Linked DNA regions of Mus musculus: all the other regions are linked to region 3. A link is a contact called in ENCODE Hi-C or POLR2A ChIA-PET data. All regions are on one chromosome and are shown on one strand. The core of a region is the stretch at or near the end of the contact, and the rest is flanking DNA. Distances in the headings are between cores, read along the strand shown.

Region 1 (3,153 bases), core at 176-2,675, 240 kb after region 3:
TCTTTCCCATTGCCCTGTTTTTGAGACAAGGTCTCACTATGCTTATGTAGCTCTACCTGGTTTTGAACTCAAGAGATCTGGCTGAGTGCCGGGATTATAGCTATGTGGTACAATATTTAGCTAAAGTAGAGATAACAATATTCTTTTATACAATTTTTTATTTTAGCCCAGACTACAAAGTAGACCCCCCCAAAACAAACAAAAAACCCAAGGATCCAAACACATGTGTCACATTTGACAGAGTTCCTCACCCACTAAAGCACTTCCTATATTTCTGCCTGAAAGACATGATGACCTGATGAAGAATTTTATTCACCTCAAATGGAGCAAGAGGTCAAAAAAAAAAATTTTTTTTTAAACCCAGCCCGGCAGCCTCTTACCATTTCATGAAGCAGCACATTGCCATCTTTAGTAAGTTTGATGTCTCCAGCACCAGATACAAGCCTGCCAAATGGGAAGGAATTGATGAGCAAGGATGTGACTTTTTCTAATTAAAACAAAACAAGTAAGAATTCCACAAAGCAGCCAAGGGGAGGTAATGTATATCCCCCATCCCCTCTTGAAGGCAAGTGAATCACAGGGAGTTCCAGACAAGCCGTAACTTATCAGTCAGACCCGATCTCAACTAAATACATAAAGAAAATTCCCACAAAAAAGAATGAGGTGTAAAGGGAACCAAAGGAGGCTATGAAATATACGACTCCAAAGCAACCGCAATTTGAGGAACGGATACGAGAGGCGAGAAAAGAGAGTGAATTAAGACTAATTAAAAAAAAATCCAAGCGCTATGTCTCAGTGAACTTTATTCATTTGCTAGCTAACGAGGTAACAAAAACAGATCCCCTGAAATTTGGACTTTACTCCTACATCCCAGTAAACTCGGGGCCCGGGGCTGGGTTCGGGAAGGTTGCACACGCCACTCTCTTCCTCTATAAGAAATAGGTGCAAATGCCAACCCCGAAAGGCGCGGATTCGGGGGGTTTGGATGGGATGCAGCCCAGACATGGGAGAAAGAAAACGCTAGCGCGAAGGCCTGGAGGCAGCGACTCGAGTTTGCGGCCATCGAGCCGCCAGGCCCGCCCTCCCGCCAGCCCGGGCTTACATCTTCATGGTGCCCTTAGGCCCCAAGTTGGTCCTCAGAACATCCTGCAGGCCCCGAGCCGCGCTGATGTTCACCGCCAGCGCTGCCTGGGCCCGGGCCACCTCGGCCTTCGGATTTAGGGTCTTTACCGCCGCCATGGCTGGCCTAGCTCCGGGAGAGGCCGAGAACAACGTGCTCTCTGCGGGGTCTTCTCGAAAAGTCTTACGCACCCGGCCCGCCCCCGGCGTGCCCACAGAGCACCTCCATTGGGTGGCGACCCTCCTGCCGCCCGCTGATTGGCTTAATCCAACGCTGGTCTCTCTAAGACCCGCCCACCACGCCCAGTTGCGACGTCATTGCGCATCTGAGAAACTGGTTCTCCCGTCATCGGCACTCTGGATCTTAAGGTTCCGTTGTGCTCGCCCCCCAGCGTCACGGTTCGGCGCTTTTAAGAGTTTGCAGCGTGGAGGCTGCGCGGCTCCGCGGTGCAGGAAAAGCCCTGCAGGTCGTGTGTGAGGGATGCTTCGGCCTCTGCACTCGACTGGGTGTGACAGGAAGCAGAGGCGTCGGCCTCTAGTTGCAGGGTGTCTCTAGCTACTGGACTCCGGGATGCTTCCCTCACACTCTCGCGAGATTTCCCAGGTTCATTTTTTTTTTTTCCTTGCCTGTTTTATCCGTAAATTGGGGAGCACAGAAAATGGAGCCTTCCCCTGTACCCTGGTCGTTTTAAGACCCCGGAGGTTGACGGGAGGACTACGCTAGGTAGAAAGTACTAGATGGCTTTAGGAGTGGTGCGATGGGCGTTGAGGAGACTCAGGATCAGTCTGTTCTTAGGGCCCAGGTCATTGAGGCAGCTTGAAAACTAAAATGGATTTTGTTTTAATTTTTTTAAAATAATGAAACAAATAGTAATCCTTGTTTCATTCTATGTCCCAGCTAGACCACGAACTGTCTAACACGGACTGGTATTCTAACTCGTAGCAGTCCTGCTTCAACTTCCAAAGTGGTATGAGCTACTAAGCCTGCTAAAAACTAACAACTAATGGCTGGACAGTGGTGCCCAGTCTTTGAAAGCATTCTTTTAAACATTTTTTTAAAAAGAAAATAATATTAAGCGTATAAGTGTTTTTCCTGTCTGTATGTTGAGCACTTAACATATAGATACGTACTGAATTTTTAAACATGTATATGAATATGAATCACTTCTCCACACAGATGACAACTCGTAATGCCATTGGACGTATTCCACTGAGCTATATATACTGAAGGCTTTGCCATTTTGATAGGAAAGAAAAATTCTTATTCTTCTACTATACAGAGCCAGGCATAGTCACAACACGGGAGGCAAGCAGATCTCTGTGAGTTCAAGGCCAGCCTGGTCTGCATAGCAAGTTCCAGGCCAGCCGTGGCTACATAGGAAGACCCTGTCTAAAGAAAACAGAACTATAGGGTATGTAGCTCAGAGGATGAGTGCCGGTTTAACCGGTACAAAGGTCCTGAATACAGGAAATTTAAAAAGGAAAGAGAAACAACCAGTCACATGGCTGACATTTAGTTATTCCCAAACCTCTGCTCTTCTGGCTGCAGTAAGTATGCTAGTGTAATGTTTTCAAGTGGAGTTGTAGGTTTGAAAACCACAAAAGCTGTGCAGATGATAACGAGGCATGAAGAAGACTCGTGTTTACTTAATATAAAAGTCCTTAAAACATTAGCCAAGAATATATTGGAGCTGCTTTTTGTTTGTTTGTGGTTTGTTTTGTTTTTGTGACAGGGTCTCACTATGCAGACAAGGCTAGCCTTGAACTCCTGATCCTCCTGCCTCTACCTACCTCTTGTTTGTTTGTTTGTTTATCTAATGTATATAGGTGTTCTGTCTGCATGTATATCTGCTTACCAGAAGAGGGCATCAGATCCTATAGGGCTGTAGTTGTGAGCTGCCATGTTAGATGTTGAGAGTTATATGCAGGGCCTCTAGAAGAGCAGCCAGTGCTCTTAACCCACGAGCCTCTGGCTCGATCTGCCTACCTCCTAAATGCAGGTAGTACAGGCACACACCACCACACCTAGCTTAC
Region 2 (3,309 bases), core at 186-2,685, 140 kb after region 3:
AGGCTGATAACTCTTTGACTTCCATTGTCCTTGTCACAGATAGTTCCCCAGGGGTAACAGAGCTGAAAATGGTTTTCACGGACTGTCACCAGTGATCGCTTTCCCACTGCCACAGAACAACTATGATAAGATCTCCTTTCATACACAGTGCCTGACAAGGTGGCAGAGGAAAACTCTTCCCCCATTCCCCTGGGCATTTGGTGGGGAGGAGAGTCCCCTGTTTCTCCATCAGATGGCCTACTGCTACTCTGTAGGACTATATGACCTCATGGGCAATGTGTAGGAATGGTCTTCATCCACATTACGAGGACAAGAGTGTTTTCCAGGAAGCATCATGGATTGACACTGCAGATATCTCTGCCAATCAATGGGCTCAGGTCACCAACATCCTCTGTGGTGAGAGCTTATGGGACCACAAGCCTCTGTGGCCACAGTTGAGGAGACTTCTAGATTCAATGATTCTCAACTTTCCTAATGCTGCAACCCTTTTATACAGTTCTGGATACTGGAATGTGGGCATCTCTGCATTTGAGCAGTCTTACGTGGAAAAGAGCAGTAACTCAGTCCCTAAATCACAGTCTGAAACCCACAGGTTGAGGACAACAGCTTTAGAGGCCTGTTCTTTGATATGCAGATGATCTTACTGGCTAGTATTAAGTCAGGATGGTCTTCTTTTATTATGGAAATAGCGCTTAATTGAAGACGAGCCTTGGTAAATATGAGCAGAAAATTTCTCTGCAACAGAAACTTGAATTATGTACAGAATTTTCTTTCTCATAGTTTCTTTTTTTTTTAAGATTTATTTATTTATTATATGTAAGTACACTGTAGTTGTCTTCAGACACACCAGAAGAGGGTGTCAAATCTCGTTATGGGTGGTTGTGAGCCACTTTGTGGTTGCTGGGATTTGAACTCCGGATCTTTTGAAGAGCAGTCAGTGCTCTTCTCCGCTGAGCCATCTCATCAGCCCCTTTTTCATAGTTTCTAATAAGCTCGGCTAGTTCACTATCTTCCAGACATGTTGGGAGCAGAGCTCCTTTAGCGAAATTCTGCTTATGTAATTTAATATTTCCAAACACGTTTATTAGTAAATTCTTTATAACAGAAAAACAGAGTTTTTCCTGCGTGACCAGTACTAGGAGGCTGAGACGTGAGAACAGCGAGATCCAAGGCAACATCCGTTACCGGAGGCATTGTCCCAAAACAAAACAGAGAAGGGTTAAGTAAACAGCCCAAGAGCAGACCCCAGTAAGCCCCTAATCCAGTTTACTTGAGAGGCTAAGGCAGGAGACAGTGAAAATCAAGGTCAGTCAGGTTGTGGAGTAGGCCAGCCGGCCATCGGAAGCAAAAACCTAACCTCCACCATTGAATCGGAGGACAAAATTTGAGAGTGCAACCCCAGGAACTTCCGGTTAGCCTTAGCTCCTCCTCGCCAACTTCGTAACTTCCGGGCCTAGGACGCTGAGTCCAGGCTCTGCCCATTACTGATATCTCCTTTGTCCAATAACCTTTAGCGCCCGAGCTTTTCCTGATTTCTTATTGGTTGCCCGGTGAGGTACCGCCTCCACCCTTCCTCTCTCCTTGGTAGAAATTGCTGGACGCTTCTGTACGTTTCGCAGTTTGTCTTCGCTGATCGGTGAGACTTCGAGCAGTTAGGATGCCGCGTGGAAGCCGAAGCCGCACTTCCCGGGTGACTCCTCCGGCCAGGTGAGACCCTCGGGGCCGGGAACCGAGCGCGGGCCGCCAGGGCAAGGTTCTGTAGCCTGAGGGCTGCGAAGGCGACCGGTGAAGAGACGGAGCGAGCGGTCGGGAAGGGATCCGCTGGTGGGGCGGACTTCCTGAGAACAGGGACATGGTCGGTGCACTCGGGGAGAGGACTCTGAAACGTGACCTTTTCCCTAGACAGGCTGGGGGAAGGGCTGTCGAGGGCGTAGTATACAAGGAGGCGAGGAAAGAAAGATGCGTGGTAAACTCTTGGCCAGGGGTGGGGGTGGGGTGGTTTTTGTATTTTCTTTGTTCTACTCACTGCGTTTTTGAGTCTCAGGTTAGCCTTGAACTTTATGGCCTCGCTTGGCCTTCCTTGATTTTCCTGACTCCGCTTCCTTAGGGCTGGGATTGCCGGCTTTAAAGATTTTCTTTTCTTTTATTTATTTATTTTTTTAAGGAAAAAGAAACAAAGAAAATTGCGGGCTGTGTGTAGAGGGCCGAAAATTTAAAGCTATGTCTTTCCATCACTTGGGTCCAAGATGTCTACCATTTTGTGGTAAACGATCTATTGAGCTACCTTGCCGGCCGACCTAAAAAACAAATAGGAAATTGTTGACACCCCTCCCCCCAGTCCAGATTCTGAGGTCCCTCCTTGGGGTAATAAAATCGTAGAAAACTAAAATTGTGCTCATACTGGGAGTGAACCTCGGGAGTGCATGTTGTAGCGCATGCGTCATCTGTCATCAAGATAGTCCCTTGTGCCTCCTTCTCCCGGAAGGCAAGCGGGGGTTGCAACCAGTTCAAGGCTAGCAAGGCTACCCATAGAGAGATTCCTGTCCAGAACCCCCCCAAAAATATGAGTCAAAGTTGCAGCTCAGGCAGGTCACTTTCCCTAGATTTTTCTTTTTGGATTGGCGTGGTGGTTTGTTGTTTCCTTGAAAGGGGTTTTCACTATGGCCCTGGCTGGCCTTGAACTCCAAAGAGGCTGCCCGCCTCTGCCTCCCAAGGACTGGGATTAAAGGTATGGGCTACCAGACCTTGCCCACGGCACCCTAACCCGGCCCCCACTTTTTTTTTTTTTTTTAAGATTTTTTTTTTCTTAGTTTATTTTATGGGCTGGCGAGATGGCTCAGCAGGTAAGAGCACTGACTGTTCTTTGGAAGGTCCTGAGTTCAAGTCCTGGCAATCACATGGTGGCTCACAACCATCTGTAATGAGGTCAGATGCCCTCTTCTGGGGTGTCTGAAGACAGCTACAGTGTACTTATGTATAAAATAAATCTTTAAAAATTTTTATTTTATGTATATGAGGAGTACACAGGTGGTTGTGAGCCACCATGTGGTTGCTGGGAATTGAACTCAGGACCTTTAGAAGAGCAGTCTGTGCTCTTAACTCCTGAGCCATCTCTCCAGCCCAAACCTTTCTTGATTTATTTATTTATTTTTGAGGCAGGATTTTTCTGTGCAGCTCTGGCTGTCCTGGAACTCACTCTGTAGACCAGGCTGGCCTCGAACTCAGAAATCCGCCTGCCTCTGCCTCCCAAGTGCTGGTTAAGTTCAGCCCTTTCTAACTGGGTAAAATGAAGGCATTGGACTGCATTCC
Region 3 (3,225 bases), core at 677-3,176:
CCACCACGCCCAACCATACCAGAACTCTTAAGCACTTACTATAATCTAGGTCTATTTGGCATGATTTTGAAAACTTGTTTCTACACAAGGCATGGAAGTTTGATTAAAGTCCTGCATTGTGTGATACAGACATTCTAGCAACTACTGAGCATGCTCCTCGAATGTTCCCAGTCCCATCTTGGCTATCTCTAGCATCTCTGGTCTGTTGGTGATTAAAAACGTCCATAGTCCATAAGGGGCTGTAGGGATGGCTCCGGGGTTAAGAGGATGTGTTGCTCTTGCAGAGAATCCAGTTTCAGTTTCCAGCTTGCCGAATACAGAGGCTCACTGTCGTCTGTAACTCCAGTTCCATGGATGCCCACGTGCTCCTCTGACTGCCACTGGTATCAGGCACATACATAATGCACATACATACACGCATCCTCCATGATTGGAGGTCTATCATGACACACCTGGTCTCCACAGTGGCCGCTGCCCACTCTTCCAGCCATGTTCTTGTGCTGATTCAAGGTAAGCCCAGACCTCCTGCTTTGAGAATGAACGTGATAGACTGAAGGAAGCCCTGAGTTTTAACCCTCAATTGCCCGTTAGAATCCCTTTCTAGACTCTCTAAAGAATACCAACTGGACTACATCCCAACTTTGGGGGGGAGGTTTGTCCTTTTTTTTTGTACATTTATGTATGTAGTATGCATGCATGTGTATGTATCATGCATATGCATAGAGTGTAGAGGACAATTTGGTGAAGTCATTCTCTCTTTCCACTATGTGGGTCCTGGGATCAAAATCAGATTGTAAGATTTGACAATAAGCACCTTTACCCATTGAGGCACCTCACTGGATCCATCTTTTCTTTAGGTAGGCATTTATTTGGGGGTGGGGGAGGGGAGGTGTGCACCACTTGCCACAGAACATGTGTAGAGGTTGGAGAACAACCCTTTGGGGTCCATTCTTGCCTTTCCCCTTATTGAGGCAGGGCCTCTCTTATATTTGTCACTGCTCCAAGTTCCAGACTAGCTGGCCCCCACATTCCTCTAGTCTTCTCGCCCGTCTTGAGTAGAAATACTGAGACCACAGATGAGTCCCACAGCCGACCTTCTATATGATTTCCAGGGATCGAACTCAGCTGGCCAACCTTTCAAGGCTAGCTCTTGTGCTGAGCCATCTCTCTAAGCCCTGGATTCAAAGTCTTGACATTCCTACCTCAGGCTCCCGACTGCTGCGATCGCAGGTATGTGCTAACAGTTATCACAGGTAACTTAGCATTTAGCAGATATCTTTCCACAGCCTGACTGCCAGCCTTTTTTTTTCTTTCTTTTTTTTTTTTTTTTTTTAATTCCATAACCCAGGCTACCTTGAGCTGGCTTATGCAGCTCAGGATGACCTAGAACTTCTGACCCTCCTCCATCAATCTCCCGAAAGCCAGGACTACTGGCGTATACCACCATGCTTCATTAGTAGTCTGTATTGGCCTGGAACCTGAAGCAAGCCTTTTGCCTCAGCCTCCAGAGTACTGGTATAACCGGCATACAAAACCATACCTGATTTAGCATGATTTACCTCTGCCCCCTACTTTAAGACAAGGTCTCACTCTTTAGTCCCTGTTGCCCACCCCCAAGCCCCCTACCCCTACCCCCCACTCCCCACCCCGGCCGGCCTCTGCCTCCCAAGTGCTGAAACGGTTTTGAAACAGGTTCATCTGCAACCCAGGCCTGGAACCTCCAGCAATCTTCCTGCCTCAGCCTCCCGGGTGCTGCAGGGATGACAAACCTGTCGTCTGTCTTCACCTCAGCAAAGGTTTTGTGTGCTTGAACCTCAGTACAACTAGTGCTGACTCCCTGGAAATCACCTCTTCCTGCTGCTAGTAGCTTAGCCAGAGGTGGTCCCGCCCATAAGCGTGATTGATGAGTCACACCCACCTCTCCCAATTGGCTCTACTCTTCCAGGAGGCGGGGACAAGACAGAGGGGCAGCGGACGCCATCCGGACCAGAAAAAGCCAGGAGAGACCAGAAGGTAACCTGGTCCCTGAGTGTCTTGATCCACTAGGTCCAGGGAACGTGGGACAGAGGGAACAAACAAGAAGGAACGCGAAGTCTGTGGTGCGCTTGCTGAGTGCTGCCCACGTCCTGCAAGCCGAGCAGGTGTCCCAACTCCGTCCCTGCCCCGTAGACCTCCCGAGCCGAGTTGGTCAGTGTGGTCTTGTCTTCCAGATTCGTAAGACAGAAGCTCCAGGAGGAGGAGGAACCGCCCAACATGGCATCAGAGGTGTGTAGGACTGAGGGGACCTTGCAAAGGAGCGGGGAGGAACCAGTCGGGTTTAACCGCGTATGGGGGCCATCTCCTGCCACACAGACCTGCAGTGATCCTGAAATTCCCGACCACACTTCCAAAGACTGGCTTCACGTAGACTCAGGGATGTCCGCGTCGTTATCTGCCCATCCAGCGCCACCTAGTGGCTTATGTAATGATCTCACTATTGGCCACTATGTCGGGCGGTTTTCCCCGTTTTTTTTTGTTTTTGTTGTTGTTGTTTTGTAGTTTTTTTTTTTTTTCTCGTTTGTTTTTTGAGACAGGGTTCCCATGTGTAATCCTGGAACTCGCTCTGTAGACCAGGCTGGCCTCGACCTCAGAGATCCACCTGCTTCTGCCTCCCAGAGCGCTGGGATTAAAGGTATGAGCCACTGAGCCCTGCGTTTTCCCTTTTTAAAGAATTATTTTAAAATGTATATTTGTATGGATGTTTTGCCTGCATGTATAGACGTCTGTGAACCCCGGGGCTGGCTACTCCCTATGTGGGATCTAAAGGAATGGAGTTACAGATGTTTGAGAGCCACCATGTGGGTGAAGACCAAACCTCCATGCTCTTACTGGCTGAGCCCGGCTCTCCAGCCCCTGTTTTTCTTTCTTTGAGACAGTGGCTAACTTTTAGCCCAGGCTAGACTGGAATTCACCTCTACTCAGACTGGCCTTAAGCGTCTGACAAGTCACCTGCATCCACCTGCTGAGTGTTCAGATTCCGGGTGTGACCTACCACATGAAAGCTTTCCACTTTTTTTTTTTTTTTTTTTTTTTTTTAGCATTGTTTGTTCGTACATAAGTATGTCCATGTGAGCTCTCATACATGTGGTGATCAGAGGACAAAATGTGGGAGTGGATTCTCTTTTCAACAGGCTTGGCAGCAAGGGCCTTTACCCAGTTAGCTACCTCATCTTCCTTACATACCGC

Evidence for each region. A loop is a pair of places that touch in the nucleus more often than their neighbours do. ChIA-PET counts read pairs that join two places held with the same protein, here RNA polymerase II (POLR2A).
Region 1: POLR2A ChIA-PET joins it to region 3 with 10 read pairs in Patski. The contact joins the promoter of Psph here to the promoter of Asl in region 3. A Hi-C loop is called at or near these places in 1 of 37 maps with a recorded cell type or tissue (T-helper 17 cell). POLR2A ChIA-PET finds 5 or more read pairs at or near these places in 3 of 5 experiments (Patski and embryonic stem cell).
Region 2: POLR2A ChIA-PET joins it to region 3 with 22 read pairs in Patski. The contact joins the promoter of Chchd2 here to the promoter of Asl in region 3. POLR2A ChIA-PET finds 5 or more read pairs at or near these places in 3 of 5 experiments (Patski and embryonic stem cell).

What each region holds. Positions count from the first base shown.
Region 1 is chr5:129,785,525-129,788,677 of GRCm38, reverse strand. It overlaps Psph (phosphoserine phosphatase), which reads left to right and starts at 1,425. Exons shown (of 8, transcript NM_133900.4): 1 at 1,425-1,723. It overlaps Cct6a (chaperonin containing Tcp1, subunit 6a (zeta)), which reads right to left and starts at 1,322. Exons shown (of 13, transcript NM_009838.2): 1 at 1,103-1,322; 2 at 381-444. The coding sequence starts at 1,239.
Region 2 is chr5:129,885,596-129,888,904 of GRCm38, reverse strand. Chchd2 (coiled-coil-helix-coiled-coil-helix domain containing 2) reads left to right here and starts at 1,435. Exons shown (of 4, transcript NM_024166.6): 1 at 1,435-1,707. The coding sequence starts at 1,658.
Region 3 is chr5:130,023,082-130,026,306 of GRCm38, reverse strand. Asl (argininosuccinate lyase) reads left to right here and starts at 1,926. Exons shown (of 17, transcript NM_133768.5): 1 at 1,926-2,013; 2 at 2,211-2,265. The coding sequence starts at 2,254. It overlaps Gm40334 (a long non-coding RNA gene), which reads left to right. Exons shown (of 3, transcript XR_868562.1): 2 at 285-510; 3 at 1,113-1,179.